Linked DNA regions of Homo sapiens: region 2 is linked to region 1. The links are chromatin loops, found by intact Hi-C in ENCODE. Cell type or tissue: CD14-positive monocyte. All regions are shown on one strand. Links, peaks and the distances in the headings refer to the core of each region. The heading gives the core; the rest is flanking DNA. Region 1 has its middle 49 kb from the start of RAB40AL. Region 2 has its middle 20 kb from the start of BEX1.

Region 1 (15,282 bases), core at 2,991-10,990:
GATAGCCCACATTGAGGCGGCTCCATAGCGGTTTGGCGTGGAGGGAAGGTGGGGGGCGGGGGAGGCGGGGACGGTGGCGGTGGAGGGGTGGTGCGTGGGGAACCTTTAAGACTGATGCCATTTAGCCAGCTGCTACCACTCAGCTTGGTGCCAGCTTTACTCAAGCCCCTCACAGTGGTGGGGTTTCTTCCACACATGGCTCTCCCACTCTTCTTTCCCCTTAGTGCCTGTGCCAGACAGGATCCCCCTTGGCCTCAACCCTCAGTCCAGTCTCTGCCACAGCTTGCAAGTGGGAAGGCACTAACATTCCTCATTTCTGCAGTGAGGACATACATTTCTCACTTGCGGCCTATATTCCTCCTGCCTCCCACCTCACTGCTTATTAATCTGAGGCTTTTCTGCCCCCTCAACATTCAGCTAGTGCTGTTCTCTCCCCTCTTCACAGCAGCCCCCTCCGCCCCTGCTAAACTAAAGGTCTTGAGGCAGAGTGGGGCCTTGTCTTAGGAGGCCCTGCCACAGTAAGTCATTGTGTGGGTTGATGAGTGATGGTTAGGCTATTCCCAACACCTGGGTACTCTACCTTAGGGCTCATCCTCTCCCCACCCCCTGCACTCAAAGTCTTTTAAGAACTGAATTCTGGCCTTTCTCCATAGGCATTGCAGGGACAGTAGCCAACACCACCTGGGAAAACAAGCTCGAGGCAAAATGAGATATTAGGAGTGTACCAAGCTCATATTGTCCACACAGCTACACAGCTACTCTGAACTTTTGCCCAGTAGCTTCTTCCTGTGACACCAAACCACACCAGGCTCTCATGCCAGAGCTCAGTCTTCATGATGGATACCAGGAGGTCAGGTGATGCAGAGGCTGCGTAGGTATTTCGTAGCACCTGGCCACTGGCTCTCCAATCAGCTAAGCCACTGTTTAAAGACCCCAATTGTCTTTCCAGAACCCACCCTGCTTAAAGAAAGCTATTAGTTCCAACAGCCAGACCCAAAGTACACGAGCTCAGGCATAGCATTGGCCTCTTTCAGGATCCTGCCTGTGACATTGCCCAGATATGAGGCAGCAGCCATGGGTCAGCCATCCCAGGATCAGCTGGAAGGAATGGCCTAGGGGGCCTGATTGCAACTAAGGCCAAGACTTTGCCACTTTCCCAAGCCAACTTTCTAACCATCCAAGGTGTACCCAGCTCAGGAACCCAAACATGCCCAGGCCACCTTAGAGGGTCAGACAACCTCAGGCACCCAGAGTCCAGGGCTGAACAGAGACTGTTCATTTCTGGAGTTCTCTTCCAACCAGACTCTACAGCCAGCATCAGGTTCCTTTCTAGCTCAGACCAGATGCTTCCCAACTGCCAGCTTTCCATCCCCTTCCCACTTAACACTTCATCAGGTGGGAGCCCTGCACAGCTGTGCCCTAAGGACTTCTCATACCCACAGTCCTTTCTCCCTCAATGGCTGCTTGGCTAAGCACCACATCTGCTTCAACTCCCCTGAGCAGGGATGTCTCAGAACTTCCTCCCTTGGGGGAGGCTGCCATGACCCACACCCTTTCAGGACCTGTGCCCAAGCCAGCAGCCTTTAACCCTGGGGCCTGGATAACCCCACACTGAGGGCAGGCCGATACTTATATTTCCCACGTAGTCCTTATCTCAAGCCCAAGTCAGAAAGGCATTGCCAGTCACCAGGCCAGTTGCCTTCTCCCTGCCCAGAGCAAGCCCATCACCTGGAAAGGGAGCCCCTAAACCCAGTCCCTGCTGTCAGAATACCAGGCCAGGTAGATGGAACCTTCAAGTTGAAGGTTCCTCATCCGGCGTCAGCACACATGTTGGTGGAACCTTCTGGCTCTCCTGGAACCAGGAGTCTCTTCCAGATTCAGCCAGGAATAGCCACCTTCCAAGCCAATTCATTCTTGCTCATCAGCCTCAGCCTAAAAGGCTTACTAGCTTCACTCAGGCACAAGTCACTTCAGCCCTTCTCTGGAAGCCTGTGATGACAGGCACTAGGCTCCTACACCCCTCCGTCCAGCCAAGGCATTGCATGAAGGGTTTTATAGGGCCCTGATCCTCCTCCTTCTTCTAGATTAGCTGTTCTAAAGACTTTAGCATGCATTAGAATCACCTTGGTGGCTTGTTAAAACAAGGTTGCTGAGCCCCATCCCCAGAGTTCCTGTTTCAGTAGGTCTGAGCTAGAACTGAAGAATTTGCATTTCAAAGATGTTCCCAGATGGTTCCAATGTTGAGTCTGCTGCCTACGCATTGAGAACCGCTGTTATAAAGTCACCAGAAATGTAAAGGGCCAGTGCCTCCCCATCTTAATGAAAGCACAGATAGAGATGGTTTTATAAGAATAGCTCTAATACATCGGGGCTGATTCCTTGGAATTGAATAAGGAGAGTAGTCTGCCTTGGCTTTGAAGTCTCTGTGGTCCCTAGGGCTTCAGTAAACCTCAGGGGACACTGCTATCGCTTGGGAATTGGAATGCAGTACTGAGTGCTTGATATTTCTGCTTCCTTAATCAGTGTCCTGGTGGGTTGGGAGAAGGAAGGCAGAAGAGGGTGTGTGAATATGTAGAGTACATCCTGGAAATAATAGGAGCTAGATTCTCGGCACATCTCTGCCACCAACTCCCTCAGGTACACTGGTAAGTCACTTGCACTCATTGAATCTTGCCTTGCTCAAAGTGCTGAGATTGGACCACATTTATCATGGATTAGCCAACATTTATTGTTATTTGTGTGCCAAGCACTGTGCTTAGTGCTGGAAGATAGAGATAAAAGATACAGGCCTTTGCCCTGGAGGAGTTTGCAACCTGGTAGTAGAATAACAGGAAACTAATTATCAGGATCCACATGGGAAGTGAATGCGTTAGTAAGCAACGGGAAGCCTATTCTGTTGCTCTCTGCAGTTCTTTTCAGCCCTAGACGTAAAAGAGAAGAAAAAGCAGCCAGAGGAGAAGACTGACTCCGCCATTTTGGGGCAAATAGTCTCCCCAGCTCTGGAAAACAAGCACACTAGCTTTCAGAGGGAAGGGATTATATTTAAATTAGATATGAAATCAAGCTCTTAAACTTCTCTCCACCCATTTTCTGCCTCATTCTAAGGCAGACTGTGAGCATACAAGAGCCCAATCTGTTTTTATTGTTTATACCGACTTATAGTTTACAAAGTGTCATATAGGCTAAGATGCTGATGTTCCATCCCAGAACAATTTAAGCAGAATCTTTGGTGCAAGACCCAGGCATCAGAAGGTTCTCTGTATAGAATCTGTGGTTGGTTGGAGAATCATTGATCTAGATTAGCAGAAAAAAAGATTTCCAAAAGCCCAGTGGAAGAAGCACAGCTCTAGCGGGGTTCTGGGAACAGTAAAGCCCACAATGTGACTACTGAAGAGGGAGGAGTAGTGAGAAAGAAGGTGGGAAGATGGCCTGAGCCAGTTTCACAAAGGGCCTTCCTTAAAAACTGGCATTAGGTGTTTTTCATGGTTAATGGGGAACCATTGAAGGTCTCTGAGGAGGGACATGATGTGATCAAAGCTGAATACCAGCCACAGCAGTCTCTGCTTCCTCCTTCCTCTTCTCCAACTCCTAGATTTTATTTCCATCATATGACAAAAAGGAAAGGGCTTGAGCTTTGGAACCCATTCTGTCAGAGAATGCAGCTTTAGGGTGGATACTGGCGGACAGACAAGAGGGGAGGAGTGCCCAAGCTAAGAGATTAGAAGAGAGACAACTGTCAGAACTGAATCCTGCACCTTCACAACTATTGACAATTCCCTTTGTGGCCTTGGGCAAGTAGGTTAGCATCTCTGAACCCAAGTGTTCAAACATGGCTCCTCCTGACTGCCCAGGAATACATAGACAATATTATAGAAGCATGCTTTGAAAAGGTGAAAGCTGGACCCAGAAGCAAGGTGTATTTATAACAGTATCCCTTACTGAGCCCAGCTGAGCAGGCAGGGCTGAAGGACTAGAGAATTAGATGATTGGAAGAACATTTGAACAAGATCATTTCCTGTTAAGTCCCAAATCTGGGCGAAAGCATAAGGGTGGGTGAAGTAAGCACATTTACTTTTCATGATCCCAAGCTCAAATGTGAGAAGATGGTAGCAGGGGTGATGTGGAATAGAAAATGGATGAAACATTTATAAGAGCCAGGTTAATATTGCAGGAGGGGCCAGACCACAAATGTGGAGAAGGGAGGCAAGACCCTTGTGTAACCTTCTCAGACTTGGTTTATCTGGAAAGATGCAATTGCACACATGGTTTAAGGGGAACTGCCTGAGGACTGCAGGAGGGGGATGGGAGGTTGGAGTAGAGGGTTATGATGAGGAGTTTCCTCTTCCAAATTCAGATCCCAGTTTTGCTGTGTGACCTGGACACACGGTGTTATCTCTCTGGGCTTCCATCTACTAATTCACCTGCTGCCCCTAATTAGGCTAGAACTGGATCCTTGCTTGGGTCGTTAATATTGCTCTGATCAAATTGGTGGTGTAAAAGTGATAATATAAGCCTAAAATGAGTGGTGAAAAATAAAAGATTAATTTAAATAGCAAATATACTTCAAAGTGGTTTCCTTGCTTCCCAGCACCACCTCAGTCTCAGGCCCTGAGCCTCTGGCCTGCCCCCACCCTCAGTCTGTAAGGCCCTTCCCCAGGTGCTCAGCCTCAGGGCAGCCTGGTTGCTGGTCGTGTCTGGCCTGCCTGATTCTGGTTCCTGGCTTGGGACAAGTTCCCATTGGAGCCCTAGCTCTGGGGACTGGCAGTCCCTAGGTGAGATTCTTGTTCCCAGGATGAGCTCACTGGTGACTATAGAGCCATGGAGTGAGTCAGCAGCCCCACCAGAGGGTAAGGCTATAAGGCCTCAGTCTCCCCTTCCAACCCTCCTATCCTCCATTTCAATCTACTATATCTACATCTTCAATTCTGCTGTGAGTTTGGGAACCACAGCCTCGACTTAGCTTGCTTTTCCCTTTTCTATTTTAAATCTGTTTTTTAAACCAGTATGTCACACCAACAATCTGCAGTAGTAGCATACAGTGCAGGTCACCTTATTTTAACAACTGCAGTGCTAACCAAGATACCAGGGAAATGAAATTGTAACCGGGCCTCTTGAGATTTCAATACCCCAGCACTTTTAGTGACCGAATGAAATAATGAAAATTCTTATTACACACTTGCCTGCTTCACGTTAATTGCTTACTTTTTGCCCGATATCCCTTTTTCCCACAATATAATTATAAACTGCTGATATACTATTTCTTTTTCAAGCAGGAAGAGAGAACTTCAGGGTCACGAAAAATTTTGCAGAAAAAATGAATGCCTTTAAGGACACTGTGAGCGGCTGCTGACACTCAGAAGTCTGGTTGCTCAAGGTGTTATCTGAGACTGAAGGAACACAGACTTTTTCCCTGGGTTCCCTGAGAATCCCCCTCCCTTATTCTCTAGCTGCATTAAAAACTCCCTGTTTCATCTCCTTGTTAAGACGAATTTGAGAGATTTACTCTCCTGCCTTCTTACTTTGGCCAAATCCAATAACCGTTTCTCTGTCTCCAAGCACTGGTATCTCAGTGTTTGGCCTCAGCTGCACATCAGGTACACGAGCCTGAATTTGGGGTTCTACAACAAAGTGGTGATTAAAGAGTTTGACTTCTCCTTCCATTTTCTTTTTTACACAATTGCTCAAGTGGTTTAACCAAGAAGACACAAAAGACCAAACTGTAAAGCAGTAAGACAAGGCATTCATTGGAGTCTTAGGAATTGCAACTCAGAAGACACAGATTCAGCTAAAGGCCGAATTGTGTTCCGAAGAGAAGGAGTGTATGGTTTTTTTATTTTCTTTTTTGAGAAAAGGTCGCACTCGGTCACCCAGGCTGGAGTGCATGCTGTGATCATGGCTCACTGCAGCCTTGACCTCTGGGCCCAAATGATCCTCCCACCTCAGCCTCCTGAGTAGCTGGTACTACAGGTGCATGCCACCACATCTGGCTAGTTTTTATTTTTGTTTTTTGGTTGTTGTTGTTGTTTTCTGTTTTTGGAGAGATGGGGTTTCACCATGTTGCCCAGACTGGTCTTAAACTCCTGGGCTCAAGTAACCTGCCTGCTTCAGCTTCCCAAAGTGCTGGGATTACAGGCATGAGCCACTGTGCTTACCAAGATTTTTAGAAGGAAATTAAGGGTGATTGCACAAGTTGTTTTAAAAGAACTATCATTGGTGGAGGTGTCTGGCTTAGTAATGAGTCCATAGTTCATTGGTTGTCGCTGCAGGAGTTGCAGTTGCAGTGCTGGTGAAATTCAGCAGTTTACGAGGATGTTGTGGTCTTGGCAGTTTGGCACAGTTGGAAGGTTTGAGACAAGTTCCTGTTATTTTGCAAGGTTTCAGATCATGTAAGTAGTGCCTGTTAGAATGATTTCCTGACTCCATTTCAGAGCTCTGAACGAGTAATGCCATTTTGTATATCACATTTCACAGGTACCTAATAAGAGCAAGGCAATTCCATGATGCCATCTGCCGAATTTGTTGCTGAGAAGCAGTTGCTGTTAGTCGAGGTAGGCCTTGCACAGTCTGATAGGCCCTGGTAGGCTTTGCCCAGATGGTAGCTTATCCCTGTGTTCAAGGAAGAAACTTGTCTCTTGATCCACTTTCATTCAAGGCTGTTCCGAATGTTGCTGGTCCCAAAGCATCCTTCTGTGCTGGTAGCTCTAGTACTTGAGGTGTCAGGTAAAACTCACCATGTATGAGGCCAGCTTTGGCATCACTGTTCGGCCCTAAGGGGCTATTCTTAGGAGCTGTCCTCCTTCAAATAATCCTTCAGTATGGTAGTAATACTGTTTCTCATAAGTCTAACATAGTGGCTATGACAAGAATTTGCATACCTTGCTCTCAATACTCATCTATATGCTTTCTCTATTTCCCAGCCCCTGTGCCTGATGGGTCATGTGATTAGTTCTCCGCAGTATGCTGTGAATAGAAGTAATGTCATTTCTGGCTCAAGGAAGTAGGGTGACTGTGCCTTCCCCATGCTCTTCCTATGCAAAAGTGACCCTAGAGGCTATATAATCTAGATAATATAGCTAAAGATAAAATATTCCTAGGCCTATACTGGTAAGAAAGCCTTACACAAATCACTTTACCCTCATAAGACTTAAGAAGTAAACCTTTGTTATGTTGCCTAGATCTGAGTCTTTGTCACAACAGCTTTACTTAGTGTTACTTGGACTCATGCTTGTCCCCATGGACTAAGCAATTTTCTCCCTACCAATCTCACTGCTACCCCACTCTTTGCCTCAGCAGTGACAAAGAATCATTACTGATTCCATGGTAAACTCAGTTGTCCCTCAGAGCTATGACTCTGGGACCCAGGCTGTGCTCAGGGGTTGAATGTCCTAGTGAGGCATCTGTTTCCTAAATAGAGTCCCTCCCTTCCATGGTGGCTCTGTGATGCTTGGTTTCTCTCTGTTTGGCTTTACCTCTGTTGGGCCCCAAAGGACCTGTCATATTTACTTTTCTCTATTTTACCTCTAGTTCTGGTGAAATGCCGTATAGTTTTACTCTCCTGTGGTTTCCCTTCTAGTTCTTTTTTTTTTTTTTTAAGATGGCGGAGTCTCGCTCTGTTCCCAGGCTGGAGTGCAGTGGTGCGATCTTGGCTCACTGCAACCTCCGCCTCCTGGGTTCAAGCGATTCTCCTGCCTCAGCCTCCCGAGTAGCTGGGATGACAGGCATGCACCACCACGCCCAACTAATTTTTGTATTTTTAGTAGAGACAGGGTTTCGCCATGTTGGCCAGGATGGTCTCTATCTGACCTCGTGATCCGCCTGCCTCAGCCTCCCAAAGTGCTGGGATTACAGGCGTGAGCCACTGCACCTGGCCCCTTCTAAGTTCCTTTAGGCCACATCTAGGAAGAGAATATGGGCTTCATCTGCTTTGGTATGAACTGAAGACACAACACCACTGGTTTTCCAAAAGATCCTTAAGCTAGTGAGCAAGCTATGCATTTATCATCTAACATAATGATTATCTGCTTAATGCCAAAGTAGACCCGGGACTAGAATTTTTAAAGGAAAACACTTGACTCTTCTGTCACCAGAATGTTTTATAGAAAAACACGTTGTTAACCAATACTACACATTCAGTGTTGCTGCTTCCGGCCTTCATTCAGCATGCGGATTTGGCAGTTACATAAACTTTGGGGCATATTCCGCTAGAAGCTCAAACAGATCTTTTGCCCATTTGAGTTGGTGTGTTGGCCTTATTAGAGGTGAAGACCCTTGTAAGTTTCTCCTGACTTGCCACTGGGCTCACTTCTGCTCAGGATATCATTCTCTCCCCATGGCCTGCCTAGGAGCTTGCTGAGGGTCTTCCTGTTCTATGGAGAATTACTAGAACTCCACTGAGTGGCTAAGGCTGGATAATGAGGCAGATAGACCACCTACTGCCTAGGAGGGTACTAAGGGGCAGGCATTCAGTACCCAGGACCATTCTATGGCCCAGGGCAGAGAAGCTTCTAAGATAACAAGAAGCTGTGGTGGGGCTCCTAGGATTGTTGCCTGGGGGTCTTGCTTATCAGGAGGGCCCAGTAGCCTCATGTGTGAATATGTGGTATATAGGGGGTCAAGATTGCCCCATGCTGTGTCCTTGCCTCATACCTCTGATACTGAAAACAGAGCCCTGCTCCAGTAGCATCTTTCCTGTGGTCTGCCCAAATAGCTTTTCTCTCACTCTTTTCCTTTGAGTCTCTGTTATTTACCCAAGGTGGGGATGGCAGGAAGGGACACATAGCAGGTAGCATCTGGACATCCTTCCTTATACCCTAGCTTGCTGTCCTGCTGTGTGTATACAAGGGGAGCTGTTTATGGGGACTATTGTCCTGGTCCCCTGACCTGTTCTGTCCTTTCTTAGGTGAAATTTCTTGACATCCCTTAATTCTGGGTTATTTGACTAGTGTTACAGCCAGCAACATGGAAGGTGTTTACCAGTGTCCTTCTCTGCATGTTTTTCTAGGTCCTTTTCTTCTAGTTACTACTTTCCCTAATACTGACAAAATGCTTATTCTACTTAGCATCTAACCTCTCCTGTCTGTTCACTTGTCAGTGTTTATCAAAAATCGGTCTTGACAATCCTTGAATAGGCTCTGGAAGTCTAAGGACTGAATTAGCATTGGACTATCAATGTGTGGGGCTGCCTTCTCATCTAGCAATATTTCAGCATGTTGTCTAGCATCTGTCCTAGGTGGGACAAGTGTGGGTGAGAACTTACGTTACTGTCATGGTTTGTACTCCTGGCTACATGCTAACTTCCCTCTTTGTTTTTTGAATTATTCAACATCCTGAGAACTTCATTCTCTTGGCTAGAGTATGAAGCCCTGTACCTTCCCTGCAATAGAGGCGGCTGCATAGCTGTAGTAGGTAAGGATTAATCTTGGTTCAAGAAATCTTGGTTCAAGTTAGGGGTTTGACTCCCTAACCAGGAGTCAAACCAGCCTTTTCCCGGGATCTAGTCTGTTCTGCCCTGAACAGTTCTGCCTTCCCCATGCTCTTGCTTCTGATGGGGATAGGTTGGGGTATAATGGTGACTTGGGAAAACAAGCTGAGTTGACAGAATGCCAGAATTCCCTGTCAGTCTCTGAGGATGGATGTCTCAGTCAACCAGGTAGGATAATAGACATGTTCTAACAGTTTACATGTGGCCATGCTAGTGGTGCCATCTGGGCAAGATCTGTTGCTGAACACCAGAAATTCAGCCTAGGTCTGGTTGCTCACAGCACAGAAAAGCCACTCACTAAGACAATGAGTATTGCCAGGGAAAAAAAGTTTTATTGCTGGTGATGTCTCCCAAGAGATGGGAGACAAGTCTTAAATCTATTCCCTTTACCAACTAAAGTTATGGGTTCATATAGAGGTGGGAGTACAGGAATTAGGGAGGCGGATTATGGAAGAAGAGTTGGTCAACGGGCAGCAGGTGATCAGATAAGAAGTCTGGTGCGTCACTGTCTGGATACTGTGATCTATAAAGTTTTAGCTCTCTGATGCTACCTGGGAGCTCTAACAGTAGGTTTTCTGAGAAAGGAACTCAGATTATACAAAAGTAAGTTGCTCAAATTTTAAGACCAGGAAGGTCAATTTCTATGTTCATTCAAAAAAACTATAAACATCAGCTCTATGAGAAAAGTAGGCCAGTTTCCCTTCCCTTTCTATTTATCTAGTCTTCAATCATGGGGAATCTAGTCACTGATCTTTCTAGCTGCTTCATTCTAAGGGGCATCGTGGGATAATGAAGAATGAAAACATACCTGTAACTGGAAATACTCACAAGTACCTGGCTAGTTTCTGGCTTTTTGGAACTAGAGTGATTAATAATGTAGAACATGGAGAAGATCCCCTAGGGAGTTTAAGAACAATCCTAAGCCTATCCAAAAGTCAACTGTGGGATAAATTGACTGATAGAGCAAGAGTTTGTGAAATATGGGTTAATGGGTTACCTTCCCATCTAGAAGCAGGAAAGATCTAGAGAACAATAACCTGAAAAGTGCATATTCCCTTCATGATTTCTTATCTAGAGTCTTTGACAGGGCTTTGAATATTAAGGCTGTCAGAAGTTTATAAGACCATGACTGTTTCCCCTGGAGGGAACCCAGAGGGACTGGTTTTCTCAAATATGATAAATATACAGCTTAACACTGGCCAAATTAACAGATGAGTAGGTAGTCAGCAGCACCTCAAGGATCAATCCATTGTGGTTGCAACTCGTCTTCAGCCTGGAATTACCAGGTTTTCAGCAGGGCTTGGTCCTTCAGTGTCAGAGTAGAGAGGCATATCACTAGGGAACTAATCTGTCAGAAAAAAACTCAGACTAATTGGTTTTTGTTTTGTATGTGATTTAGCTTTTGTTGGGAAGAAAAATCCTCAGATGGGGAGTCTACAGGTCAGAGAAATGGTCGCCTATATAACATTTCAAAGGGGCTAAGAGCCAACCCACCTCTAGGGGCTACCCATACTCTCAGCAGGGCAAGGGGTAAGACCTTTTCCCAGGTAAGATTTGTCTCCTGGGAAGCTTTAGAAAGAGACTTCCTTAATGTCCTACTTATTCTTTCAGCCATCCCAGAAGTTTGAGGTCGCCAAAATAAATGCAGTTTCCAATCAGTACTCAGTGACCACAATACTTTCTGGGCTACTCGGGCTATAAAAACAGCTCCATTGTCACTTTGGAGAGTGTGTAAGAGTCCTAAATCAAGGAATATGCTTCATTAGAGCCTTTACAACTTCAGTAGCTTTCTCAGTCTTGGTGGGGCAAGCCTCAACCCAACCTATAAAGGTACTGACAAAAACCAGCATCAAATATACAGGGGCTCAGGGCATTATAGTGAAATCTAATTGCCAGTATTCCCTAGGATGAGTTACTTTCCATTGATTTCCTTGTTTAAAGGGAACTTTTGTGCCTTCCTGGGGCTTTGGGTTATTTTTTCAAGCAGATAGGACAACTTTGGACTACAGTTTGTATTGTTCATTGCAAGTTAGGCCGAAAGATAAGGCTGTATCCAGCATAGAGTAGCTTCCCACTATAATGGGTGCTTTGGATTTGTTCATGAATTGGTCTAATTAAAGTTTCTGGAAGGATAACTTCTTCCTTCATTATTTGTAAGCCATTTATGATCAGCAAGCTTAGAAAATCCTCCTTGCTCAGCTCTTTTAAGATAAGACTCTGAATATCCTGGGAAATACGGATCTAAACAGAGTAGGAACAAGAGCCAGTCTGAGTGGTGAGCCCCCTGACCACATTTTTCACCTCTAGGTCAGTCTTAATATTTATTTATGCAACATGGGTGTCCAGTGTCTTTGACGGTGAATAACTGCTGCTACTTTGGGCATTTTTACTGTCTCCAATAATTCAAGAATTTGAGGACCATGCTTTATTATTAGAATTAAAAAGGCCAACTTTCCTTCCAAATTACCCGGTGAGCATGGGATATTAGGAAAACATACTTAGAGTCAATATAAATGTTGACTTTCCTTCCCTTAACCAAATGTATAGCTCTGGTTAAAGCAATGAGCTCAGCCTTTTGGGCGGACGTCCAGGGGCTTCATCTATGTGCTGGGTAGTAACTATAGCATGTCTGGCCCTTCTGACTCCTTGTTCCATGAAACTGCTCCCATCAGTGAAGCAATCTTTGGATTTTGTCAATGGCAAATCTGAGGTCTGGACTACTGGAATAAACCTGATCAATTATTTTAATGCAGTCATGATGAGGAGGCTGGAGATTCCCTGGTAGCAGGGTGACAGGATTCAGACTAGAAACAGCCTTAAGACTTACATTTGGGTTTTCTAGAAGCCTGGCTTGGTACTTTCCCAGTTGGCCAAACAATTAACCAATAGCCTCCTTTCTGCTCAAGCGAAGATAACGTATAATGCATAGTATACACTGTCAGTTTTCAGCTTCCTGCAACATGTCACAGGTAGCAGCCACTGCCCTTAGGCAGATAGGCCAGCCATTAGTTATCATGTCGAGCTGTTTCAAAACATAGGCCACAGGATGTTTTTAAAGTTCTAAGGTCTTGAGTTAATATTCCAATTCCCTGTCCTCCTTGAAGATTTGCATAAGTCAGGAATACCCAGTACTTTCAATGTCTCTTTGAATGACAGGGTCAGAAGAACACATATTTCCGAAAGGTTGTGACTAAGGGTTGGAGACCCCTTCTAGCCTGGAGCTTTAGAAAATACTGTTTAATCCAGGGGTTGTAATTCCTGGTCTCAACATGGATTAGTGCCACACAGGCCCATCAAGGATGCCCAGTGGCCCATACTTCCAGATTTAACTCCTGAACTTTCAGAGGGCAGAGCCTGAGGGAAAGTAAAACAGACAATCAAGGCTGCTTGGAAAGAAGGTGCATGTTCTGGAGGGACTTCAGCTATATTCATTCTGGAAAGTCACTTGGGCATATAGCTTAGATCCCAACCTAGTAATGAGAGGGGATATTCTGGCCCATAGAGAGAAGCATGGATCAAAGAACTTCCCTATCATATGTTTTGAGGCTAAAGAAAATATTTTGGGGAGGGTTTCTCAGGCACTCCAGTAACTATCATAGATTCTCTTCCAAGTTTAATCAATTTAAGATTTAAAACTGAGTAGGTTTCTCTGATGCCTATCAGAAAATCAACCAACTTATCACCCACTTTAACAGCTACCCTAGCTGTTTAACAGCATGATATTAATCATGGGTTGCAGTGTCCAAAAGTGGAAAGAGCCTTAAGGTCCCATTGTTCCAGGTCATCTCCAGTGGGTCCAGCCATTTGCAAGGCTGGGTTAGTTGATCTAAGTACAGAAGTTCTATACTAAGTCAAGGCATAGCATTATCAAATGCAGAATAAAACTACGGGTGGTATTGAGACAGCCAAATGGGAGGGGGTCCCTGGAGAAATTCCAACCGGCCTGCCACTGAGATGGAGCCTCTGGAAGTTCACAATGTTTGCAGCAGAGAGGAGTCTGCCCCTCTTCTTCCGGGGTGGAACCTGGGATTTGAACGGCCAGGCAGGAAGCACTCTAACAGGGACTTTGGTCTAGTGAGAGTCCCCGTTTCCCCTTTACTTCCTTTTCACCCTATAAAACGCTGTCTTACTCACCCTTCAAACCATCCGCAAGCCTAAATTTTCATGGCCATGGACCAGACAAGGAACCCGTTTTTAGCTGAACTAAGGAAAACTCCTGAAACAGTATTGGAGGAGAAAGGGCTTGTCTTATTTTTCCCCAGCCCACAGGACTTACCAGAAGATAGGTTTAAGTGGTAAATTCCCTTATGTTCCTCATGAGTCTCTTTGAAGAAACCAGGATGTTTTGTGGCAACTCTATTATCCTAGTTTCCAGGATGTTCCTAACTCAGTGACTTGTCAGACTGCCTAGGAATTGGGTTGACAGTTATTTGTGACCTCTTATGGTTAAAGGTACTTAGGCATGTGAAGAATAGATAAAAAACTGATCTCTCTCAAATGTAGAGAAGGCGGCCAAGGTTAACACTGGAGGCTTAAGTCAGGGTTAGATCACATAAGATTTTCTAGGCCAAATCAAAGATTTGGTTCTATAGCCTTTAATGCTCAGGAGCCATGGAAGGAATGTAAGCAAAGGCAATAGGTAGGCTAGTGACCAGATCAGACTGACATCTTTAAAGATCATCTTTAAGATGATCTAGGCCTATAGGATAGAGACTGGCTGGGAAGGCTAAACAAAGAATTGCAAGGTGAGCAGTTAAACTGTTGCAGCTGCTTGGGCAAGAGGATGAACTTGGGATTGGGATTTGAGCTGAGATAAAATGGATGGGTTTGAGAGTTGTTTGGGAGATAGGATTTAATAGTGTTTGTCAAGGGAGAAAAGAAGTAGAAGTTTTTAATTACCTCATGGTAAACTTTAGGTTGACAACATGACATTATCTGAGAAGATCCACTTCTAGAATTCCTTAGAGGCAAAATTCCCTCAGTTTAGGGCGGTCTTGGTTTGAGTTGCCCAGTTCTCAAGTGGAGATGTCTAGCAGGCAGGTAGAGATCAGTCTGGTAGACCAAGAGCAGACTGTCAGCTAGAGATCAGCCATTGGTGTGTTGATAACAGAAGATCCAGGATGCTGAGATAAAGCTATTAACTGAGAAGTGAACCTAAAAACAAAGGCTACAAACCTCCATTACCTCCTCTGCCCAGAGTTTACATGTGGAGACTAAGCAGTAGAGAAAGATGACAGTCAGCAAGATGAAGTGTCATGGAGGCTAGTGTTTCCAAAACAGAAGTCATGTGTGTTAAATGGAGGATGGGTGAGGGATGAGGCCTAATAAGAGAACAGAATGTTTCTTTGGGGATTAGCTATTTGTAGACTACTGAGGAACCTTAGTAGCCAGCAGTCTTTACCTACCCCAATCTGATGCTTATCCATATCTCTTGGGGTTCTTCTTAGTCCCCAAGAGACTTCCCCCAAGGAACCCCAAGAGATATGGATAAGCATCAGATTGGGATAGGTAATGTGTTGAGATGGAGAATATGGGCTGCTTAGCTGTGGAAAAATAAGATGCCAGATAGAAAAGCTCACAGGGTAGAGAGATGAAGGTCTTTTTAAACTTAACTAGAGTCTCCTGTATAGCCATGGAAGGAAAGAGCCCAGTGGTAGAAAAATTGAAGGTAGGAGAGAAGGTTATTTGATATGGTAAGGCCCCTGAAAGAAGGGTTTGCATCAGCCTTCTAGTTCTTCTCTTGCCCAGTTACTGTCACTGGCAATGCTAGATACTAGACTGGTTAGAAGCTGGCTGTTGAC
Region 2 (15,282 bases), core at 3,908-11,907, 58 kb after region 1:
GCCTTCCGGGTTCACGCCATTCTCCTGCCTCAGCCTCCCGAGGAGCTGGGACTACAGGCACCCGCCACCAGGCCCGGCTAATTTTTTGTATTTTTAGTAAAGACAGGGTATCACCGTGTTTGCCAGAATGGTCTCGATCTCCTGACCTCGTGATCCGCCTGTCTCGGCCTCCCAAAGTGCTGGGATTACAGGCGTGAGCCACTGCGCCCGGCCTGTTTTTTCTATTTCTATGAAAAAAATGACATTGAAATTTCAGTAGGAATTGGGTAGTATGGACATTTTGACAATATTCTTTCAACCCATGAAAAGGACTATCTTTTCACTTATTTATGTCTTCTATTTCTTTTATTCACATTTTATAGATTTTGGTGTGTTTTTTTCACTTCCTTGGCTAGGTTTATTCATTTTTCTTTTTTCAATTTTAGGCAGTAGTCAAGCTTGCATGAATTCATTCTTAAGTATTCTTTTTTGTAGCTATTGTAAATGGGATTGTTTTCTTCATTTATGTTTTGGATAATTTCTTATAAGTATATAGAAATGCTATTGATTTTTAACATTGTGTATCCTAAAACCTTACTGGATTTGTTTGCCAGGTTTAAAAGTTTTTTGGGGCCAGGTACAGTGGCTCATGCCTGTAATCCCAGCACTTTGGGAGGCCAAGACAGGCGAACCACTTGAGGCCAGGAGTTCGAGACCACCCTGGCCAACATGGTGAAACCCCATCTCTACTAAAATTAAAAAAATTAGCTGGGCATGGTGGCTCACACCTGTAGCCCAACTACTCAGGAGTCTGAGACACAAGAACTGCTTGAACCCAGGAGGCAGAGGTGCAGTGAGCCGAGATTGTGCCACCGCACTCCAGCCCGGACCACAGAGTGACACTGCCTAAAAAACAATAATAAATAAATACAGAGCTTTTTGGTGGTTTTTAGGGTTTATATATATAAAACACCCTAAAATATAATAATATACATATAAATGTTACGTATATAGATATAATATACATATACATGTATATACGTATATAATTATAATATACATGTATATACATATATACATGTATATTATATACGTATATACATGTATACATATGTATATACGTATATATTATATTTAATTATATAATATACATGTGTATGTATATATTTTTATTATATAAATGTTACATTTATATAATATAAATATACATACATGTATATTTTTTAGATATGTAATACATACACACACACACACACACACACACATATATATATATAAGACCATGTCACCTGCAAACAGGGACAATTTAACTGCTTCCTTTTAAATTTGAATACCTTTTATTTATTTCTCTTGCCTATTTGCTGTGGCAAGGATTTCTAGTACTATGTTGATTAGAAGTGTTGAGGGTGAGCATTCTTATCTTGTTCCTGATCTCGGAGGAAAAACTTTCAACTTTTCACCATTTAGTATGGTTGCTAGCTGTGGGTTTCTCATATATGACCTTTACTATGTTGAGGTACATTCCTTATATACCTAATTTGTGGAGAATTTTTATCATAAATGGATGTTGAATTTTGTCAAATGCTTTTACTACATCTATTCAGATGATCATAACATTTTCATCCTTCATTTTGTTCATATAATAAATCACATTTATAGATTTGTGTATGTTGAACCATCATGCGTCATTGTTGTAAATACCACATGATTATGGCAAATGACTTTTTTTTGTTTGAGGTGGAGTCTCAGTCTGTCGCCAGGCTGGAGTGCAGTGGCATGATCTCGGCTCCCTGCAACCTCTGCCTCCTGGGTTCAAGCAATTCTCCTGCCTCAGCCTCCCGAGTAGCTGGGACTACAGGCACACACCACCATGCCAGCTAATTTTTTTATTTTTAATAGAGACAGGGTTTCACCATGTTGGCCAGCATGGTCTCGATCTCTTGACCTTGTAATCCGTCCGCCTCGGCCTCTCAAAGTACCGGGATAACAGACATGAGCCATCACACCTGGCTGAATGACTCTTTTAATGTGTTGTTGAATACAGTTTGCTCTTATTTTGCAGAGGATTTTGCATCTATGTTTATCAGGAATATTGGCCTACAATTTTCTTTTCTTATAGTGTCTGTGGCTGGCTTTGGTATCATTGTAATGCTGGCCTCCTAAAATGAGTTTGGAAGTATTTCCTCTTCTTTAATTTTTTGAAGAATTTTGAGAAAGATTAATACTAGTTTATTTATAAACGTTTGGTAGAATTTGGCAGTGAAGACATCAGGTCCTGAGCCTTTCTTTATTTTTTACTTTAAGTTCCGGGATACATGTGCAAAATGTGCAGGTTTTTCACATAGATATACATGTGCCATGGAGGTTTGCTGCACCTATCAACCTGCCATCTAGGTTTTATGCCCCGCATGCATTAGGTATTTGTCCTAATGATCTCCCTCACCTTGCCCCCACACCCCGACAGGCCTCGGTGTGTGTTGTTCCCCTCCCTGTGTCCATGTGTTCTCGTTGTTCAACTCCCACTTATGAGTGAGAACATGTGGTGTTTGGTTTTCTGTTCCTATGTTAGTTTGCTGAGAATGATGACTTCCAGTTTCATCCATGTCCCTGCAAAAGGCATGATCTCATTCTGTTTTATGGCTGCATAATATTCCATGGTGTATATGTGCCAGATTTTCTTTATCCAGTTTATCATTGATGGGCATTTGGGTTGGTTTCAAGTCTTTGCTATTGTAAATAGTGCTGCAATAAACATACTTGTTCATGTCTTTATAGTAGGATGCTCATCGTTACTGGTCATTAGAGAAATGCAGATCAAAACCACAATGAGATACCATCTCATGCCAGTCAGAATGGCGATTATTAAAAAGTCAGGAAACAATAGATGCCGGTGAGGCTGTGGAGTAATAGGAATGCTTTTGCACTGTTGGTGGGAGTGTAAATTAGTTCAACCATTGTGGAAGACAGTGTGACGATTCCTCAAGGACCTAGAAACAGAAATACCATTTGACCCAGCAATTCCATTACTGGGTATATACCCAAAGGATTATAAATTATTCTGAGCCTTTCTTTATGGGAGACTTTTTATTACTGATTCACTCTCCTTACTCATTATTGTTCTGCTCAGATTTTTTATTTCTTCATAATTCAGTGTTGGTAGGTTGTATGTGTCTACGAATTTATCCGTTTCTTCTAGGTTATTCAATATGCTGGTGTATAATTTTTTTATAGTGGTCTTTTATGATCTTTTCAATTTCTGTAGTATCAGTTATAATGTCTTCTTTTTCATCCTTGCTTTCATTTATTTAAGTCATTTGTCTTTTTTTAGTCTAACTAATGTTTTGTCACTTTTGTTTATATTTTCAAAAAACTAACTCTTCAATTCCTTGATCTTTTCTATTGTATTTCTAGTCTCTATTTAGTTTATTTCTAATCAAATCTTTATTATTTCCTTCCTTCCTCTGACTTTGGGCTTAATTTGTTCTTTTTCCAGTTCCTCGAGTTGTAATATTAGGTTGTTCATGTGAGACTTTCTTCTTTTTTGTTACAGATATTTATTGGTCTATACTTTCCCCATAGAACTACTTTTGCTGCATCCCATAAGTTTTGTTATATTGTGTTTCCATTTTGTCTCAAGATATTTAAAATTTTCCTTTTAATTTCTTCATTGATCCATTGATGTTTAGGAGCATGTTGTTTAATTCTCATGTATTTGTGAAGTTTTCAAAATTTTTTCTGTTATTTATTTTTAGTTTTATGCCATTGTGGTCAGATACTTTATATAATTTCAGTCTTTTGAAATGTGTTAAGATTGTTTTGGGGCCTAGCATATGATCTTCTGGAGAATGTGTGAGCTTTAAAAATAATGTATATTCTGCTGCTGTTGGACGGAATTCTTTCTATATGCCTGATAGTTACCCTTGGGCTAAAGTACAGTTTAAGTCCAAGTTTTCCTTGTTGATTTTCTCTCCGGATATGTTCATTGTTAAAAGTCAGACTTAATGTCCCCTGCTATTTTTTTTTTTTTTTTTTGAGATGGAGTCTCACTCTATCACCAGGCTGCAGTGCAGTGGCACAATCTCACCTCACTGCAACCTCCACCTCCCAGGTTCAAGCGATTCTCCTGCCTCAGCCTCCTGAGTAGCTGGGACTTCAGGCATGCGCCACCACGCCCAGCTAATTTTTGTATTTTTAGTAGAGACGGGGTTTCACCATGTTGGCCAGGATGGTCTCAATCTCTTGACCTTGTGATCCGCCCACCTCGGCCTCCCAATGTCCCCCGCTATTATTGTATTATAGTCCATCCTACCCTTCAGATTCATTAATATTTCCTTTATATATTTAGGTGCTCTTATGTTAAGTGCAAATATACTTAAAATTATTATATCCTCTTGATGAATTGACACCATTATCATTATATACTGTCCTTTGTCTAATTTTACAGTTTTGTACTTAAAGTCGATTTAATCTAAGTATAGCTACTCCTGTTCTATTTTCGTTTCCATTTGCATGGAATGTATTTTTTCATCTTTTCACTTTCAGTTCTGTGTGTCCTTAAATTGAAGTGAGTCTTCTGTTAACATATATAGTTGGGCATTCATTTTTTTCCATTCAGCCACTCTCTGTCTTTTGATTGAAAAATTTAATCCATCTATATTCAAAGTAATTATTGAGAGGTGAAGACTTACTGCTGCCTTATTTTAATTTTATTTATCTAATTTTATGGGATACAAATGTAATTTTGTTACATGTATAGATTATGTAGTGGTAAAGTCAGGATTTTCTGGGTGTCAATCATCTGAATAATACACATTGAGCCCATTAAGTAATTTATCATCATCCATAACCCTCCAACCCACTCACCCTTCTGAATCTCCATTGTCTATAATTCCACACTCTACATCCATGTATACACATTATTTAGCTCCCACTTATAAGTGAGAACATGTGGTATTTATCCTTCTGTGTCTGACTTGTATCAGTTAAGACAATGGACTCCAGTTCATTGTGTTGCTGCAAAAGACATGATTTTATTCTTTTTATGGTTGAATAGTATTCCATTATGTATACATACCACATTTTCTTCATCCAATCACTCATTGATGGATAGTTAGGTTGATTCCATATCTTTGCTATTGTAAATAGTGCTGCAGTAAACATACAGGTGCAGGTCTCTTTTTGATGTAATTGTTTCTTTTCCTTTGAGTAGATTCCTAGCAGTGGGATTGCTGGATTGACTAGTAGTTCTACTTTTAGTTCTTAGATAAGTCTCGGTAATGTTTTCCATAGATGTTTTACTAATTTACATTTCTAACAACAGTGTATGAGTTCCCTTTTCTCCACATCCTCATGAATATTTGTTGTATTTTGTCTTTTTAAAAATAGCCATTCCAAAAACATAGCCATTCTAACTAGTGTAAGATGATATCTTATTGTGATACTAATTTACATTCCTCTGGTGATTAGTGATGTTCAGCATTTTTCATATGCCTGTTGGCCATTTGTATGTCTTCTGAAAAGTATCTATTAATGTTCCTTGCTCGCTTTTTAATGGGATAATTTTGTTGTTATTGTTGTTGAATTGTTTGAGTTCCTTGAAAATTCTTGATAGTAGTCCCCTGTTGGGTGCTTAGTTTGCAAATATTTTCTCCCATTCTGCATGTTGTCTGTTTGCTTTGTTGATCAGTTATTTTGCTACACAGAAGCTCTCTAGTTTAATTAAGTCCCATTTGTCTATTTTTGTTTTAATTACCTGTTCTTTTGGGGTTTTCATCATTAATTCTTTGCCCAGACAAATGTCCAGAAGAGTTTTCCATAGGTTTTCTTCTAGTATTTTTATAGTTTCATGTCTTACATTTAAGTCTTTAATCCATCTTGAGTGAATTTTTGTATATAGTGAGAAATAGTGGTCCAGTTTTATTCTTCTGCAAATGACAATCCAATTTCCCAGCACCATTTATTGAAAAGAATATCCTTTTCCCAGTGTATGTTCTTGTTGATTTTGTCAAACATCAGATGGCTGTAAATATGTGCCTTTACTTCTGGGTTTTCTATTCTGTTCCATTGATCTATGTGTCTACTTTTATGCCAATATCATGCTGTTTTGGTTATACAGACTTGTAGTATAATTCTAAATCAGATAATGTGATGCTTCCAGTTTTATCATTTTTGCATAGGATTGCTTTGACTATTCAGGATCTTTTTTGGTTTCATAAGAATTTTAGAATTGTTTTTTTCTAATTCGGTAAAAAATTAAGTAGGTATTTTAACAGGGATAACATTGAATCTGTAGATTGCTTTGGGCAGTATGATCATTTTAACAATATTGATTATTAAGTGTGTTATTTATACCCTCAAGTATTTTGGGGGTTTTCCAGTTATCTGTCTCTTGTTGATTTCTAATTTAATTCCACTGTGGTCTGAGAGCATGCTTTGCATGATATCTATTCTCTTAAATTTTTAAGGTGTGTTTTATAGCCCAGAATGTCATCTATCTTGATGAATAATTTGTGTAAGCTTGAAAAGAGTATGTATTCTGCTGTTGTTGGATGAAGTATTCCATAAATATCAATTAGATACAACTGACTCATGATGTTGTGTTTAACTATATCCTTATTGATTTTATGCTTGCTAAATCTGTCAATTACTGATAAAAGGTATTGAAGTCTCTACCTACAATAGTTGATTCATCTACTTCTCTTTGCAGTTTTGTAAGTTTTGGACTCATATATTTTGATGCTCTCTGTTAGGCACATACACATCCAGGGTTTTTATGTCTCTTTGGAGAATTGACTCTTTTGTCATTGTTCAGTGCCCCTCTTTATCCCTGGTAATTTTCCTTCCTTTAAATTTTTCTTTGCCCCGAGTTTATAGCTACTATAGCTTTCTTTTCATTAGAATTAACATGGTATATTTTTCTCAACCCCTTCACTGTTACATTATCTATGTCTTCATATTTAAAGTTGGTTTCTTGTAGAATATAGAAAATATATAGTTGAGTCATATTGTTTTATCAACTTTGACAGTTCATTTCTTTCAGCTGATGTACTTAAATTATTAAAATTTAAGTGATTATTGGTATAGTTGAATTAATGTCTACCATGTTTTAACTGTTTTCGAATTCTTATCGCTGTTATTTCTCTCTCTTTTTTGTCTTCCACTCTTTTTCTGTCTTCTCTGGTTTTAATTGAGCACCTTGTATAATTCCATTTTATCTTTTCTCTTAGCATATCAATAATACTTTTTAAAAACTTTTTTTAGTGATCACCATCGAGTTTGTAATACATATTTATAACTAATAAAAGTCCACTTCCAAATAATACTATATATTTTCATGGATAAGTACTAATTAATAGAGTATTCCCAATTTCTCCCTCCTTTCACTTAAAACATTGCTGTTATTCCTATCACTTTTCCATAGCAGTAATCACTGAATGCATTGTTGCCATTGTTATTTTGAATAAATTGTAACCTGATACGTTTATTAAAATAATAAAAGATTTTATTTTATCTTCATTTACTCCTTCTCTAATGTTCTTCCTTTCTTTATGTAGATCCAAGATTCTGATCTGTATTATTTTTCTCTCTGAAGAACTTCTTTTAACATTGAAGCATATATTATGGCAACAAATTTCCTCAATTTTAATTTGTCTGAGAAAGTCTTTTTCTGTCTTTTACTTTAATTTTTTTTATTTTTAATGTTTCTGGATACACAGTAGGTATATATATTTCCCGGGTACATGAGATATTTTGATACAGGCATATAATGTGTAATAATCATATTAGGATAAATGGGGTATTCATCTCATCAATCATTTATCCTTTGTGTTACAAACAATCCAATTATACCATTTTATTTTAAAATGTACAATTAAATTATTTTTAACTATAGTCACCCCGTTGTACTATCAAATACTAGATCTTATTCATTCTTTCTATTTTTTTTCTACCTATTAACCATCCCCACTTCCTTCCCAAACACCCCCCTGCATTCTCCTGCAACTACCGTTCCCAGCCTCTGGTAACCGTCCTTCTGCTCTCTAGCTCCATGAGTTCAATTGTTTTAATTTTTAGCTCATGAAAATAAGTGAGAACACGTGAAGTATGTCTCTCTGTGCCTGGGTTATTTCACTCAACATAATGACCTCCTGTTCCATCTGTGTTGTTGCAAATGACAGGATCTTATTCTTTTTTTATGGCTGAATAGTACTCCTTGTGTATATGTACCACATCTTCTTTATTCATTCATCTGTTGATGGGCACTTGGGTTGCTTCCAAATCATGACTATTGTGAACAGTGCTGCAACAAACACGGGTAGGCAGGTATCTCTTTAATATACTGATTTCCTTTTTTGGGGTATGTAACTAGTAGTGGATTTGCTGGCTCATATAGTAGCTCTATTTTTTGATTTTGAGGAGACTGCAAAATTTGTAGTTGTACTCATTTGCATTCTCAAAAGCAGTGTACAAGGGTTCCCTTTTCTCCACATCCTCGTCAGCATTTGTTATTTCCTAACTTTTGGATAAAAGCCATTTTAACTGGGGTGAGATGATAACTCATTGTAGTTTTTACTTGTATTGCTCTGATGATCAGTGATATTGAGCACCTTTTCTTATAGCTATTTGCCATTTGTATGTCTTCTTTTGAGAAGTGTCTATTCAGATCTTTTCCCCTTTTTAATTGGATGATTAGATTTTTTTCCTATAGAGTTGTTTGAGCTCCTTATATATTCTGGTGGTTAATCTCTTGTCAGATAGATAGTTTGCAAATATTTTCTCCTATTCTGTGGGTTGTCTCTTCACTTTGTTGATAATTACCTTTGCTGTGCAGAAGCTTTGTAACTTCTGCACAGCAAAGGTAACAATGTGATCCTATCTGTCCATTTTTGCTTTGGTTGCTTGTGCTTGTAGGATATTACTCAACAAATATTTACCAGTCCAATGTCCTGGAGATTCGCCCCAACTTTTTCTTGTAGTAGTTTCATAGTTTGAGTTATTAGGTATAAGTCTTTAATCCATTTTGATATGATTTTTGTATATGGTGAGAGATAGGGGTTTAGTTTCATTCTTTTGCATATGGTAACCAGTTTTCCCAGGACCGTTTATTTAAGAGACAGTGTATTTTTTGGCAGCTTTGTCGAAAATGAGTTCAGTACAGATGCATGGACTTGTTTCTGAGTTCTCTATTCTGTTCCATTGATCTATATGTCTGTTTCTTCTTTTCTGATATGGAGTCTCTCTCTGTTGCCCAGGCTGGAGTGCAGTGCCACGATCTTGACTCACTGCAACCTCCGCCTCCTGGGTTCAAGTGATTCTCCTGCCTCAGCCTTTTGAGTAGCTGGGATTACAAGCGCCCACCACCATGCCCGGCTAATTTTTTGTATTTTTAGTAGAGATGGGGTTTCATCATGTTGGCCAGGCTGGTCTCAAACTCCTGACCTCAAGTGATCCACCCGCCTCGGCCTCCCAAAGTGCAGGGATTACAGGTGTGAGCCACCACTATGTGTCTGTTTCTATTCCAACACCATGCTGTTTTGGTTGCTATAGCTCTGTAGTATAATTTGAAGTCAGGAAATGTTATTCTTCCTGTTTTGTTCTTTTTACTCAGGACAGCTTTGGCTATTCTGGGTCTTTTGTGATTGAATACACATTTTAGAATAGTTTTTTTAAATTTCTGTGAAGAATCTCATTGGTATTTTGATAGGGATTGCATTGAATCCGTAGATTTCTTTGAGTAGTATGGACATTTTAACAATATTGATTCTTCCAATTTGTGAATTTTGAATATCTTTACATTTTTTATGTCCTCTTCAATTTCTTTCATCAATGTTTTATAATTTTTATTATAGTGATCTTTCACTTCTTTGGTTAATTCCTAGGTACTTAATATTGTTGTAGCTATTATAAATGGGATTACATTATTGATTTCATTTTCAGATTGTTCACAATTGGCATATAGAAATGCTACTGATTTTTGTATGTTGATTTTGTATCCTGCAACTTTACTGAATTTGTTTATCAGTTCTCTTAATTTTTTTAGTGGAGTCTTTAGGTTTTTTCCAAATATAAGATAATATCATCTGTAAACAAGGATAATTTGACTTCTTCCTTTCCAGTGTAGGTGTGCCTCATTTCTTTTTCTTGTCTGATTGCTCTAGCTGGGACTTCCAGTATTATTTTGAATAAGAGTTAATATGGTTTGGATTTGTGTCCCCACCCAAATCTCATGTCAAATTGTAATCCCCAATTTTGGAGGTGAGGCCTGGTGGGAGCTGATTGGATCATGGGGGCAGATTTCCCCCTTGCTATTCTCTGATAATGAGTGAGTTCTCACGAGATCTGGTTGTTTAAAAGTGTGTGGCGCCTCCCCCATCTCACTCTTCCTCCTTCTCCAGCCATGTAAGACGTGCATGCTTTCCCTTTGCCTTCTGCATGATTGTAAGTTCCCTGAGGCCTCCTCAGCCATACTTCCTGTACAGCCTGCAGAAATGTGAGTCAATTAAACCCTTTCTTTATCCAGTCTCAGATAGTTTTTTATAGCCATGAAAGAATGGAATAATACAACAGTGTAGCAAGGGGGCATCCTTGTGTTTCAGATCTTAAAGAAAAGGCTTTCGGTTTTTCTTCCATTCTGTTTAATATTAGCTGTGGGTCTGTTATATATGGCTTTTATTATGTTGAGACATATTCCTTTGATACTCAGGTTTTTAGATTCTTTTTAAATCATGAAGCAATGTTGAATTGTATCAAATGTTCTTCAGCGTCAATTGAAATGATCATATGCTTTTTGTCCTACATTCTCTTGATATGATGTATCATATTGATTGATTTGCATATGTTGAATCATCCTTGTATCCTAGGAATAAATCCCACTTGGTCATGATGAATGCTCTTTCTAATGTATTGTTAAATTTGGTTTGCTAATAGTTTGTTGAGAATTTTTGTATCAATATTCAGGAGACATATTAGCCTGTAGTTTATTTTCTGATGTGTCTTTTTCTGGTCTTGGTATCAGGATAATACTGGCCTAGTAGAATTAGTTTGGAAGTATTCCCTCCTCTATTTTTTGGAATAATTTGAGTAGGATAGGTATTAGTTCTTCTTAAAAAGTTTGATAAAATTCAGCAGTGAAGCCGTTGAGTCCCAGGCTTTACATTCCTGGGATAATTTTTATAATGGCTTTGCTGTTCAGGTTTTGTATTTCTTTCTGGTTCGATCTTGGTACATTGTATGTGTCTAGAAATTTATCTATTTCATCTAGATTTTCCAATGTATTGGCATATACCTGCTCATAGTAGCCTCTAATGATTCTTTGAATTTCTGTAGTATTGGTTGTAATGTCTACTTTGTAGCTCTAATTTTATTTATTTAGGTCTTCTCTCATTTCTTCATAATGACTCTGGCTAACGGTTTGTCAATTTTGTTATTATTTCAAAAACTCAACTTTTTATTTCATTGATCTTTTGTATCATTTTCTTCATAAAAATTTCATTTATTTGTGCTCTGATTTTAATTATTTCTTTTCTTCTACTAATTTTGTGTTTGGTTTGTTCTTGCTTTTCTAATTCTGTAAGATGCATTATTAGGTTGTTTATTTGAAGTTTTCCTGCTTCTTTGATGTAGGCACATATAACTTTAAACTTCCCTCTTAATACTGCTTTCACTGTATTCCATAGGTTTTGTTATATTGTGTTTCCACTGTCACTTGCCTTAATAAATTTTACAATTTCTTTCTTAATTTCTTTTTTCTCTTTTTTTTTTTTTTTGAGACGGAGTCTTGCTCGTCTCCCAGGCTGGGGTGCAGTGGCATGATCTCAGCTCACTGAAAGCTCCACCTCCCAGGTTCATGCCATTCTCCTGCCTTAGCCTCCTGAGTAGCTGGGACTACAGGCACCCGCCACCAGGCCCAGCTAATTTTTTTGTATTCTTAGTAGAGACAGGGTTTCACCATGTTAGCCAGGATGGTCTCAATCTCCTGACCTCGTGATCTGCCCATCTCGGCCTCCCAAAGTGCTGGGATTACAGGCGTGAGCCACCACACCCAGCCAATTTCTTTCTTAATTTCTTAATTGAACCATTGATTGTTCAGGAGCACATTGTCTGATTTTCATATGTCTGTATAGTTTTCAAAATTCCTCTTGTTACTGATTTCTAGATTTATCCCATTGTGGTCAGAGAAGATAATTGATATTATTTCAAAGTTTTAAAAACTGTTTTCAGACTTGTTTTGTGACCTAGTATATGATATATCCTTGAGAATAATCCACGTTTTGAGAAGAAGAGCATGTATTCTGCAACCGTTGGATGAAAGGTTCTATAAATATTTACTAGCTCCATTTAGTCTATAATGGAGATTAAGTCTGATGTTTGTTTATTTTCTGTCTGGATGATGTCCAATGCTAAAAGTGGAGTGTTGAAGTCTCCAGCTATTATTGTATTGATGTCTTTCTCTTTAGCTCCAGTAATATTTACTTTATATATCTGCATGCTCCATTGTTGGGTGCACACATATTTATAATTGTTATATCTTTTTGTTTAATTGACCCATTTTGCATTTTATAATGATGTTCTTTGTTTCTATTTATAGTTTGTGTCTTGAAACCTATTTTGTTTGATATAACTATAGTGACTCTTGCTCTTTTTTGGTTTCCATTCACATGGAATATCTTTTTACATCCCTTTATTTCCATTCTATATTTGGCTTTATACATGAAGTATGTTTTTTGTAGGCAACAGATAGTTGGTTCTTATTTTTTATCAATTCAGCCACTCTACATCTTTCAACTGAAAAGTTTAGTCCATTTACATTCAATGTTATTATTGATAAGTTAGGACTTACTCTTGCCATTTTGTTATATGTTTTCTGTTGTTTTGTGGTCTTCTCTTCCTTCTTTTCTTCTTCCCTGTCTTCCTTTTAGTGAAGATTATTTTCTCTGGTGGTATGTTTTAATTTCTTGTTTTTGGCCGGGCGCGGTGGCTCACGCCTGTAATCCCAGCACTTTGGGAGGCTGAGGCGGGCGGATCATGAGGTCAGGAGATTGAGACCATCCTGGCTAACATGGTGAAACCCCGTCTCTACTAAAAATACAGAAAATTAGCCGGGCGTGGTGGCACGCACCTGTAGTCCCAGCTACTCAGGAGGCTGAGGCAGGAGAATGGCGTGAACCCAGGAAATAGAGCTTGTAGTGAGCCGAGATCGCGCCACTGCACTCCAGCCTGGGAGACAGAGAGAGACTGCGTCTCAAAAAAAAAAAAAAAAATTATTGTTTTTGTTTTTTGTTTTGTTTTGTTTCTGTTGTGTGTTTTTGATTTGAGGTTACCCTGAAGCTTGAAAATAATATCTTATAACCCATTATTTTAAACTGGTGACAAGTTAACACTGATTACATATACAAACATATAAGCATAGAGAAAACTAATAAAACTCTACGCTTTAACTTTTTTCATGTGATTTTTAACTTTTTTTGTTTCCATTTATATCTTAATGTACTGTCTGTGTGTTGGAAATTTGTCATACTTCTTATTTTATATCAGTTCATCTTTTAGTCTTTCTACTTAAGATATGAGTAGTTTACACATCACAATTAGTGTTATAATATTGTTTTTCTGTGTGCTCACTATTACCAATGAGTTTTATACCTTCAGATGATAGCTTCTTGCTTATTAATATCTTTTTTTTTAGATTGAGGAACTCCCTTTAGAATTTCTTGTAAGACAGGTCTGATGTTGATGAAATCCCTCAGCTTTTGTTTGTCTTGGAAAGTCTTTATTTCTGCATTATGTTTGAAGGATATTTTCACCAAATATACTTTGCTATGGTAAAAGTTTTTTTTTCCTTCAGCACTTTAAATATATCATGCTACTCTCTTCTGCCTTGTAAGGTTTCTAATGTAAATGTGAAGGTCTGCTGTGAGATGTATTGGAGGTCCATCGTATTTTGTTTCTTTTCTCTTGCTGCTTTTAGGATCCTTCCTTTATCCATGACCTTTGGGAGTTTGATTATTAAATGCCTTGAGGTACCCTTCTTTGTTTTGTTTTGTTTTGTTTGAGACAGAGTCTTGCTCTGTAGCCCAGGCTGGAGTGCAGTGGCGTGATCTTGGCTCACTGCAACCTCCACCTCCTGGGTTCGAGCAATTCTTCTGCCTCAGCCTCCCAAGTAGCTGGGACTACAGATGCATGCCACCATGCCCAGCTAATTTTTGTATTTTAATAGAGACGGGGTTTCAGTATGATGGCCAGGCTGGTCTCGAACTCCTGACCTCATAATCCGCCCACCTCAGCCTCCCAAAGTGCAGGGATTACAGGCATGAGCCACCGCACCTGGCTGGTTTGTTTCTCTTGATAGCAGGTCTTGTTAAGAAGAACGAAAGGTTCTGTGTATATATCAGAATGGTTACTTTTAGCATCCCCTTGTCAGAAGCAGGAAGGTATTTTTTTTCTGATCTTCACTGTGAGAAACTGGTAGGGCTCCGGACATAAACACACAAAAGTAGGGGTGGATACAGGCTGAGACTGAGCCCACCTGGAATTTCCAACTCTTAATCTTGTCTACACTGAACCTTCAGTAATTTGTCAATTATGGGTTATGTTTTCCTACCGTGGTACAAGCTCCAGTGGTGGTTTCTGCTCCTGGGCTCCTGCTCCAGGTAAGCTGTGATTCTTTGTATACACCTGTCTGTCTCTCCAATTTGGGGGGACAGTAGTTTGCCCTGTGACCTCAATTCTCTCATAGTCTAAGAATTGTTGATTTTCAGTTTATCAGTTTTTACATTGTTGGAGAGAGAGAGAGAGAGAGAGATAAAGAGAGAGAGAGTGAGTCCCGGCCAGAGTCTATCCCATTCCCGGGTTTCAGCACCAGAATGTAAGGTCAGCCAAGAGAAAGGAGGAATAGACCCAAATTCAGGCAAGTACGTTTATTGAACCTGCTGGCTACTCCACTACAGACAGAGAAGGCAGCTCTGAGCTTACAAAATGAGAGATTTATATGGGGAAGAGAGACCCTGGGGTTGTTTGCTGGTTAATTTTGCCACATATCACCTTGTGACGTTTATTACAGGGGTGTAGGTAAAGTTTGTTTATGCTTCCCACGACCTCCCCTGGTGCGGTCCGGATGGTTTATAATTGGGGTTTGTTTATTGCAGCAAGGTCTGATAAGTGATGCTGGCTTCACTGCAGCGCCTGGATAAGGGCATAGAAATGTAAAGAGGCTTGGGGGAAGGAGAAGAGTTGCAGAGTGTAGGGGAAGGGACGGGCAGCACGGAGAGGTTTGGGGGAAGTGTTGGCAGTACCAAGAAGTTTTTTGGG

The links. Hi-C counts contacts between places; a loop is a spot of excess contacts. Peaks named below come from ENCODE experiments on the same cell type or tissue, not always from the same donor. Only the 100,000 strongest peaks of a DNase experiment are listed, where the experiment ranks them.
Region 2: a loop joins it to region 1, with 5 times the contacts of the local background. A loop is called at or near these places in 1 of 110 quality-filtered maps.

Annotation. Positions count from the first base shown.
Region 1 is chrX:102,979,124-102,994,405 of GRCh38, forward strand. No RefSeq gene overlaps it. Among named protein-coding and RNA genes, the nearest start is that of RAB40AL, 49 kb to the left of the region's middle. In CD14-positive monocyte, for the core only: no CTCF peak of the experiment used is centred there; a DNase peak (open chromatin) is centred at 6,298.
Region 2 is chrX:103,036,414-103,051,695 of GRCh38, forward strand. No RefSeq gene overlaps it. Among named protein-coding and RNA genes, the nearest start is that of BEX1, 20 kb to the right of the region's middle. In CD14-positive monocyte, for the core only: no CTCF peak of the experiment used is centred there; no DNase peak of the experiment used is centred there.